Linked DNA regions of Homo sapiens: region 2 is linked to region 1. A link is a contact called in ENCODE Hi-C or POLR2A ChIA-PET data. All regions are on one chromosome and are shown on one strand. The core of a region is the stretch at or near the end of the contact, and the rest is flanking DNA. Distances in the headings are between cores, read along the strand shown. Region 1 overlaps WWC1 (WW and C2 domain containing 1). Region 2 overlaps WWC1 (WW and C2 domain containing 1).

Region 1 (4,925 bases), core at 909-3,408:
TTGAACTCCAGCCTGGGCAACAAGAGCGAAACTCCATCTCAAAAAAAAAAAAAAAATAGCCAGTCACAAAAAATGACAAATACTCTAAGATTTCACTTATATGAGGCAGTCAGAGAAGTCAAATTCATAGAGACAGAAAGTAGAAGTTTTCAGAGTTTCAGTTTTGCAAGATGAAGAGCGTTCTAAAGATGGATGGTGGTGATGGTTGCACAATATGAATGTAGTTAACACCACAGAGCTGTACATCGGAAATGGTTAAAATGGTAAATTTTATATTACATATATTTTGCCACAATTAAAAATAAATTTTTAAAAAGTAAACTAAGAAAAGGTATCTGTGTAATAGATCTCAGAACCTTTATTATTGTAATTAAGGTAAAAATTATACAATCTTATAAAAAATTGGGAGCTGGTAACATTTCTGAACTTCTGGAACCAAGAGAACATTTGCAAACAGATTAAGTGTTGTGGACTTTCCATGATCTGCAGGCCAAGCCAAAGAGGTGATTAGCAGGCTTAAACTACTGATTTCTAATCAGAAAGTTAAAAAAAAAAAATCATACTTTATCAAAGAGAGCAGCAACAAAGGGCCAATAAACCCAGGAGTTACACAATAGAAGCTGAATTGTGCAGTATACCAAGACCCTCGGGTCTCTCCAGCACTGCATTCCTATCTGTGAACGTGTTCTCAGAAAGCCAGGATTTTCATGACGTCACTGGGCTATTGCATTACACTGATAACGCATCATTCAACACTGTATGACCTCTCACAAAGGCAGGCAGTGACTCTGAATGAAAATGAGGACATCTGGAAGGACATATTCTAGGAGTCATTAGGCAATTAGATCTAAACTGTCCCAGTCCACTTGCCTCTCCTTCCCACATAATCCAGCCTTTTAATCTCTCCAGTAAGCTAGGATCCTGGGAATACTGAGGAGCAGGACTTCTTTCTCTCTGAAAAGGCCTCTGTGTTCACATTTCTCAATAGCTGTATATCCTAAGAGGGCAGGAGGCAATGGGGGAAATAGGACAGGATGCCTTGGTGGGGGAAGTCCTGGGTTCAGTGCCTGGGAACTGACAAGAAGCATGGGTCTGGAGAGTCATCGCAGCCCTGTCTACTCTGCACCCCACTACCATCCTGCCAACCCCTGGGCCACACCTCCCATCCTCACTGTCCAACAGAGCAGGATCTGTGGGATCTGGCTGCGAGCTCCAGGAAGGAGGCAGGACTTCCTCCAGTGCCTGAATTCCAGGCACTGCACCCCGGAGAGTGCGAGAGCTTAACTAATTCTCAAATCAGGACACACAGACAAACGCTCTGAGAAATGTCAGAGAACTCAAGGAGGGTGAGTGATGTCACATCAACACGCCAAATACCTTGAGACAATGCAGCACTGGCAGGCACTTGGCTGCGAAGTCAGAGAGCCCAGACTGAAACCCCAACCCTCTTGCCAACTTGCTGTGTGACCTCGGTAAGTTCCCTAACCTCTCTGGGCCACAGCTGCCTCATCTGGAAGGTGAGGACAAGTGAAAATGTAAATGTCTATAAAATCCCTCAGTACGTGGCAGCTATCACTACTGCCGGGTGAGGTTTCCACAGCATCTAACAAGATTTTTGAACTATATTGTCACTTTACTCTTTTTTGAATATGAAATCTTGACCAAATGATAACAATGTACTATTTTCTTCCTGGAGGCAAATCAAGTGTAATTTGGTGAGAAGGGAAGAGAAAGGGAATGGGTTCAGAAACAACATTCTCATAAAGAAAAAAGCACAAAAGAAACTCAGTAATTGCCAAAACCTTGTAATACCTGACTCCCTCATGGAATCCCAGCAAATTTCAGAAGGATTCGGATACAGCCCATGTTGAACTAAAGCTGGAGTCTCCCCTTGGACCAATTCAATTCCAGAAGCATTTGCTAGGGCCTGCTGTGCACTTAGCCCTCAGCTGCTCGGCCCTGCTGCCTACAACCCAGCCAGTCCTTTCTTTCTCTTCAAGTAACCAAGGGGTTCTTCACCTACTGCAGACGTAGAGGGCAGGCTGCCCTCACCTGGACCTCCTGGGCTGAGTCCCCTGAGGTCACAGCAGTCTGGGCTGACCCTAGAGTCTCGCTAGGTCAGGCCTCTCCTTTCCAAAGCCACCCTGCCCGGAGCCAGCCCCACAAAAACACCCCCAGCCCTCACATACATGCAGATAAGCGAGCCAGCTTCCAGGAGGCACCCTGGACTGGTAAAGCAGGTTTCTGGTGCTCAGCTTGTTAAGAATAAGGAAATGCATTTTGTTTTTCAGAGCCAGGTGATGGACAATGTCCTTTCGATCCCAGGCACCTGCTCTCCCTTCACTGATGCGATGAAGACAGCCTGTCTGGGGCTGCTGGTATCTTTGTTTGATTTCTGTTGGGTCAACAGTTACCAGTTTGGCAAATAGCAATTGCGAGCCTCACAGAGAAAATCGTGGTCGCAAATTCTGAGAAACGCTGAGGGGGAAGGACTCTTGGGAGTTTCATGGTCCAATAGTTCTATTCTTCAGCTTCTCCTGCCTGAAAAGAGGGGGGAGGCCTGAGCATTCTAGCTGTCCTGGGTTTGGGGTCAGCCCTGGGACTGGAAAACTGTTCTTTCATCTGTTTTTCTGTAGCAGGAAGAATGTCAAGCTATGGAGTCTCCCTGAAATACAGACAGGGATCTGAGCTTACACCAGGGACACCGCAGTCCCAAACAGGTGGGCTGTGCCTCCTGCCAGCCAGAGCCTTGGCCTCTTCTTGGGTCTGATGCTCGCCCTCTGGCCCCAGACTTGACCTAGGAGTTCAGACTCACCAGGAGAGGAGTCAGAAGGTGACAGCTTCTTAACGGGAAGCGACCATTCGTCACCCCTACTCTGTAGCCCTTCCGTTGCCGCTCAGCACCCTTCACTTGCACTGATTCCTTTCTTAGTACCAATTATAGGCAAAACTTTCTGCTGGGCCTGGAGAGACTGGGCAGGATGCTTCCCCATTCAGGGGAGCAGTCAGGCAGAAAGAAACTACTACTTTGTGGTAGATTCATATTAGGAGAAAACACAGTGGGCCCCTACACAAGATGGGACAAAGATGGCAAGGAAGGCTCCCAGGGAGAGGTGGCCCTTCAGCTGAAGTTCACCAGGTGGGGCAGCACAGGGAGGTAGTATCAGAGCGCAGCGGGCACACGGTGTTGACACAAAGGAACGATCAAGCAAAGGGGCAAAGAGAGTGAGAGGTTTTCGAGATTAAGGTGTATTAGAATCATCTGGGTAGCATATAAAAATGCAGTTCCCAGAAGCCCCACTGGGATTCTGATTCAGTAGGCTTAGGGTGGCGGCCCAGGAATCTGCATTTTACAAGCTCCTCTGGGGAGTCTAAAGCAGGAAGTCTGTGGACCACACTCTGAGAAAGCCTGCTTTGAAGGAATGGAAAAAAAAAAAAAAAGTTATTTGTGGCTTTGATGGAATATTGGTTTATTTTCCTGGAATGTTCCCAAAGGGACTTTGGACAGCTCACTAATGACTCGTTCTTCAGTCATGTTACACAGACATACATGCCAACGTCAAACAAACTGGAAATGAATCTGGGGGGTGTCAGCAGCCTCCCTCACACCAACGGACTGAGTGTCTTCTGAGACGGGCGGGGGAGTGTTATCTCAGGAATGTGTTGGGGCAAGGTCCGTGCTTCCGATAAAATGCTGTGCACAGGTGAGCCAGGGCCTGGCGAGGGCAGTGTCCTAATCCCTGATGGGAAAGCCCTCTGGAATCTGGCCACACCTCCTGCCACCCTCATGCCAGGAAAGGTTAGTTGCTTCACGAGCCTCTCAGACTCTCTCTGCAGCCCGTGAATGGCTCCTTGTCCCCACCTGTACCCAGTCCCACACCTGGAGCCCACCTCTGGCTTCCCAGGACTGCTCCAGGCTCAGGTTCCCCCTGGCTGGGGCCAGGGTTTATGTTTAGGGGTCCCAGCTCACCCAACCAAAGCCTTGGCCCAAGGCATCATTGTGCTAGTCCCCTCACAGCAATATTTCTTTCCTTTTTTTTTCTTTTTTTGAGATGGAGTTTCACTCTTGTTGCCCAGGCTTGAGTCCAATGGCGCAATCTCGGCTCACTGCAACCTCCGCCTCCTGGGTTCAAGTGATTCTCCTGCCTCAGCCTCCTGAGTAGCTGGGATTACAGGTGTGCACCACCACACCTGGCTAATTTTGTGTTTTTAGTAGAGATGGGGTTTCTCCATGTTGGTCAGGCTGGTCTCGAACTCCCAACCTCAGGTGATCCACCCGCCTCAGCCTCCCAAAGTGCTGGGATTACAGGCATGAGCCACCATGCCTGGCCCCCTCACATCAATACTTCTCCCAGGCAGCCTGTGACTTACTTTGCCAGCTCAACTCCCTGCCTGGGAAACTTATTGTAGACTCCAGTTCCTCCTTGTCCTTTTCTTCCCTCTGTTCTCTGAGGACTGAAATCCTGCCTCTGTGCCTGCCACCTCATTGCTTATTAGAGCCAACAGGCACCACCCTGCCATGAGTGCTCCCACCTCTGGCTGGCCCTCATCCGCTGTCCCGTGTTCTGTAGCCCTGGTGACCTCCTGCATAGCCTGAGACTGCTCTGACCTTTGGCACCTGACCTTCTTGGTAGATGCACTGAGACCTCAGGACCTTGCATTTTCTCTGCAGGTGTGAACCCCTATCAATTGAGCTCCATCGCCCCACCCGGCTTCAATCTCTTATTTCACATGGGGCTCTGGGAATAAGCTGCGAAGCTCCTTTCTCTAGATAGTATTTATAGCTGGTTGTAAAAGTCCACTGTTTATTGATACCACAAGTATGTAGTGTGCCCTAAATCTGAACTAGAAAGAGGCACAGGCAGCCACAAAAGAAAAAAAGAAAAACAACAGAAGTAGTATTGAATAGTCAGTGCTACTCAATG
Region 2 (4,925 bases), core at 1,515-4,014, 86 kb before region 1:
TTTTAACTACATCACACTTTCGCCAAAGGCTAGGCCTGAGGTTTCAGTCCAAGGTGGAGAAAAAGGAGTTTTACAGTCTGCGGGAACACCACAAACTCATTATTTCAGGATGAGAAACTACTCACAGGCATTCCTTTGTGGTTTCCTGCTACAGACCAAACTGTCCTGGGCTAAAAATAACCCTCATGGGGAATCCTGAGCAGAAGCAAGTTTTCATCCCGGCCTCATCGTCTGCGCCTCCAAGCAGAGGAGAGAGCGAGGCATGGAGCACGGTCTCAACACAGGCTCCCCCTGCGGTTACTTCAGCCTCCATGGAGAGAAAACAAAGCCCCGTTTATGTCTCCCCACTAAAAATAGCCTGTCTATTCCTTTCCAGGACTCGGGCCTCGGCAGGCCTATCAGGTCGGCAAGGACCGGCCCCAGATTTAGTCTGAAAAATTAGTCTAAGGGAGCTTAGAAGATGCTCCGTGGCAAGGAGGCTCCCCACAGCCAGTGTCCGGGACAGGCAGTGGCCCTGCTGCAGATGGGCATAGGGGCTGCAGGGAGTTGTTGTTTGTTGGAGCATATCTGAGGGCTGGGGACTCTGGGGAGGGGGCTGTGCCCAGCTGTCCTCTGCCAACAGGGCAAGAAGGGCTTCGAATCCCTTGCAGGATGAGACAGAAGTGGTTTGTCTGCCAGGCCTCCAACAGCCTCTACCTGATTTCTTCAAGGGCCTTAGCAACCCGGCCTCTGGAATTTGGCTCCAGAGAGCGGCTCTGAGAGGGAACACTATTGGGATGAAGCTGGGTGGGGAGGGGGTCGGGGGAGAACAAAGGGTCACCATTATGCACACGGTGAATGAATCTTTTTTTTTTTAAGGGAAAGAAAAGTGTGTGTGTGTGTGTGTGTGTGTGTGTGTGTGTGTGTGTATGCATGTGTTTTAGGATTTCCAAATTCCTCAGCTGTCCTCTCTTCAGGCCTTGAGAGATTCACATACCCAGTAGCCACAGAGAGGTGGGGCAAAGGCTGACAGCAGCCAACTCCTGGTCCTGTCCAGACACCTCCTGCCTGGGCACGGCAGGGCTCGTGCTTTGTAGAGAGGTGCTGCACTGCCCTCCCCCGACAGGGGCGAGATGCCTGGTCTCCACTCTTCCCTATTTGCAAGGGAGCTGGCAAGTCAAAGTCCCAAGCTTTCGTCTTGATTTTTCTTTGCAATCTCCTCCAAGAGGCAACCTTTAATCCTCATCAACCTTTTCTCTCCTCTCTTTTTTAAACAGGTTGCTGACTATGAATTGAACTAATATGGATTCGTGGTCCAGAGTAACTCAGCTGCCCAAAGAAGCTTAGCTGGTGTCATCAGAATCATGACAGGTGACATAGCTGCTCTTCAAAAACAACAGAGCTGGCTGGGCACGGTGGCTCACACCTGTAATCCCAGCACTTTGGGAGGCCCAGGTGGGCAGATCACGAAGTCAGGAGATCGAGACCATCCTGGCTAACACAGTGAAACCCCATCTCTACTAAAAATACAAAAAATTAGCCGGGCATGGTGGCACGTGTCTGTAGTCCCATTTAGTCAGGAGGCTGAGGCAGGAGAATCGCTTGGACCTGGGAGGCGGAGGTTGCAGTGAACTGAGATTGCGCCACTGCACTCCAGCCTGGGTGACAGGGCAAGACTCTGTCGAAAGAAAAGAAAGAAAGAAAGAAAGAAAAGAAAGAAAAGAAAGAAAGAAAGAAAGAAAGAAAGAAAGAAAGAAAGAAAGAAAGAAAGAAAGAAAGAAAGAAAGAAAGAAAAAGAAACAACAGAGCTTTTGGCTGCTAAAGAGAAATTTTCTAATAGGGGAAATTACATGTGGTCAAAGTTATCCTGGAAATTCCTTAAGGATAAGTTGTACCTTTCTCCATGTTCTGCCGCAGGGTAGGCACAGAAGTAGAAGTGACTGGATAGCATCCCTGTTAGACTCTGAAAAAGGGGCCTTACATTTTCTGGGAATGAGGAGGGAGTTATCAGGGATGATGCTGGGAAGGGAGGTATTGAGCCATGAACTTCAAAATCCAGTAGTCCTGGGTTTCAGCCCTGTCACCTGCTAGCTGGGTGGCTTTGGGCATGTTTTCAACCCTTCCAGTGCCCTCATCTGTAATATATGGCAGGACAAAAACGTCTCTTAAAAGGGGGGTGAAGAGAATGAAATGAGGTGGCTGGCGTGAAGTGCTTCCCCAGCACACTGTCTAGCCCAGGGCAGACAAAGAGTTCATCCGAGTTCCCTTCCCAATACAAGCAGGCAACCAGCTAGAGGTCACCACCCCAGCCCACTCTCAAGGAGCTCTTCCCTCATGCCAGGCATTACCACACACTTGACACGGATTTTCCAATTCAATCTTTACAATCCCTAGTTTTTCAAATGAAGTCAAAGCTCACAGGGGTTAAGTCACTTTTCCAAGGACCCAGGGAACTGGGATTTGAACCCTGACCACCTGCCTCTCAAGACTACATTCCTGACCCTCTCTGCCAAGGTGTACATTAAAGGACGCATCTTCCTCCACACTGGACGCAGAGCCCAGCTTCCGGCTAAGGAGTGTGGGCGGCTGGAGCTGCCATGGAGTCTTATCTGTCCTGATATCAAACATGGGGCAGAGGGAGGGGAAGAAAGGAGGCTTGTCTTTGGGGTTTCAGCATCAGCTTACCAAACAACAAGAGTTTTCAATGCTGCTACAGGGTGACAAAGTGGTAAAACAGGTTTGCAGTGGCTCAGAGAATAATGGGAAGTGTTCTAACCAGAAGCTCTTGGACTGCAGTAGCCAGGAAGCAGAGAGAACCCATTCAGTAAAATGATGTGGGAGTGAGTAGCCCTTAAACTGTGTGCTCAGAAGCCATTTTGCTGCAAAGTGGAGGAATCAGGCTATTGCTTCAATAGGTCAAAAATAGGCATTTTCTAAGCTTATACTATTGCCCCAAACTGTCAATGGTGCTACTGAAGATTACCAAGAAGCATAAAGCATGGTTCCAGGCCTTAAAAAGTTCAGAATCCGGTTTGAGAGACAAGATTGGTATATGTATACACACATATATAAATAACACGTATATAACGTAGATGTAAACATACAGAAAGCCATAATTTATAATACTTTGTAAGACACAAAAATTACATACAATTTGTAATAATACAAAGCCATACTTTCTTACAGCATGTGTTGTGCTGAATTTGTGTGGCTCACCCCAGGCGGTGGGGACTTGTGGGGTGGGAAGACGTGAAAAAGAACCAACTGGTCCCTCAACGGATGACCACAGTTCCCTCAACTAATAGGGCTTGGAGATAGACAGCCAAAGGCTTGGGGCTATGGCCACAGAATGATGAGGGTGGATTTGAAATTCATGGAATGAGGAAAAGGTATAGCAGTCAGGGAGGGACAAAAAGCGAGAAACAGCCATCCATACAGGTGTGGCCTCCCTGGGAATGTAAGTGAGCTGCCCCCTTAGAAGGGAGAAATCTGCCGAGTGTCTTGCCTAGAGCTTCTAAGAGGGCTACCAGGTGACCTTCATAATGATTGTCCAGTGAGCCCATTGGATACACTGAACACAATTCAATGAATGAGTCTGTTACATGCTGTAGTTAATAACAACAATAAGCTAACATCTTTCTCTCTCCCTTTCTTAATTTCTTTCTCTCCTCCTCTCTCTCCTTCTTTTCTTTCTTTTTTTCCTTTTTTTCGAGACAGGGTCTCACTTTGTCAACCAGACTGCAGGGCTTGCTTTCTCTCTCTCTCCTTCTCTTTCTTCCTCTCTCCTTCCTTCCTTTCTTTTTTTCTTTCTTTCTTTGGAGAGAGGGTGTCACTTTGTCACCCAGACTGGAGGGCTTTTTCTCTTTCTCTCTCGTTCTTTTTCCTTTCCTTTCCTTCCCTCCCTCCCTCCCTTTCTTTCTTCTTCCCTCCCTTCTTTCCTTCCTCTCCTCCCCTCCCCTTCTCTCTCTCTCTCTCTCTCTCATTCTTTCAAGACAGGGTCTCACTTTGCCACTCAGACTGGAGTGCAGTGGTGCAATCAGCTCACTGCAACCTCCAACTCACAGGCTCAAGCAATCCTCTCACCTTGGCCTCCCAAAGTGCTGGGATTACAGGCCTGAGCCACTGTGCCCAGCCACAATAAGCTAACCTTTCTTGAGTACCTGCTAAGTGACTCAGTTTTCTCATCTATAAAATGGGGGTAGTTATATAACAAAGCATTCCTTACAGTGTTGCTATAGGATCAAAGGAACACACCTGCATGGAAACACTGCAGGGGTTCCCTGGCACAGAGTAACTGCTCAACAAAGCTTAGCTAATATCGTCACAATCACAACAGGTAACACAACCACTCTTAAGAAACAACGAAGCTACTGCGTGTTCTCACTTATAAGTGGGAGCTAAATGATGAGAATACATGGACACATAGAGGGGAAAAACACAGACTGAGGCCTCTGGGAGGGTGGAGGGTGAGAGGAGGGAGAGGATCAGGAAGAATAACTAATGGGTACTAGGCTTAATACCTGGGTGATGAAATAACCTGTACAACAAACCCCCATGACACAAGTTTACCTGTGTAACAAACCTGCACATGTACCCCGAACTTCAAATAAAAGTTAAAAAAAAGAAGAAGAAGAAGACACAACGGAGCTGTATTTTACCTGGCCACAGCTCAGCTTCTAAGGGTGAAAATTACATTTGGTGAAAGTTATCCTGGAAACTCCTTAAGTCACCCATAGAGCACAATGCATATGGCATTGTGCATACTTTTCTAGTAATTGGTTTTTGCTAGAAGAGATCATTAATCCTTCACTGAAGCACTTAGTGACTGCTTTTAGGGGATATGGAAAAAAGAAGTGTATTTTGTTTGTGTGCATATGAGACCCTACTGGATTGACTAGAGATGAGGCGTGTGCACAGAAATGCTGGGCAATACTTGTTTCTGTGAC

The links. A loop is a pair of places that touch in the nucleus more often than their neighbours do. ChIA-PET counts read pairs that join two places held with the same protein, here RNA polymerase II (POLR2A). Pooled maps may share reads with other maps.
Region 2: a loop to region 1 is called in a map of PC-9, with 5 times the contacts of the local background. The contact joins two enhancer-like sites. A Hi-C loop is called at or near these places in 3 of 168 maps with a recorded cell type or tissue (Calu3, PC-9 and astrocyte of the cerebellum) and 4 of 50 pooled maps. POLR2A ChIA-PET finds 5 or more read pairs at or near these places in 5 of 52 experiments (CD8-positive, alpha-beta memory T cell, MCF 10A, PC-9 and 2 more).

The regions. Positions count from the first base shown.
Region 1 is chr5:168,313,692-168,318,616 of GRCh38, reverse strand. All of the region lies in intron 1 of WWC1 (WW and C2 domain containing 1), which reads right to left. Among named protein-coding and RNA genes, the nearest start is that of WWC1, 25 kb to the right of the region's middle. RefSeq lists enhancers at 1-61, 3,805-4,328. Within about 2 kb of position 2,158, at least 14 of the 41 ENCODE cell types and tissues checked have a DNase peak (open chromatin) inside an H3K27ac peak, as active enhancers do; they include PC-9, where a contact is called at or near this core.
Region 2 is chr5:168,399,855-168,404,779 of GRCh38, reverse strand. All of the region lies in intron 5 of WWC1 (WW and C2 domain containing 1), which reads right to left. Among named protein-coding and RNA genes, the nearest start is that of RARS1, 84 kb to the left of the region's middle. Within about 2 kb of position 2,764, at least 4 of the 41 ENCODE cell types and tissues checked have a DNase peak (open chromatin) inside an H3K27ac peak, as active enhancers do; they include PC-9, where a contact is called at or near this core.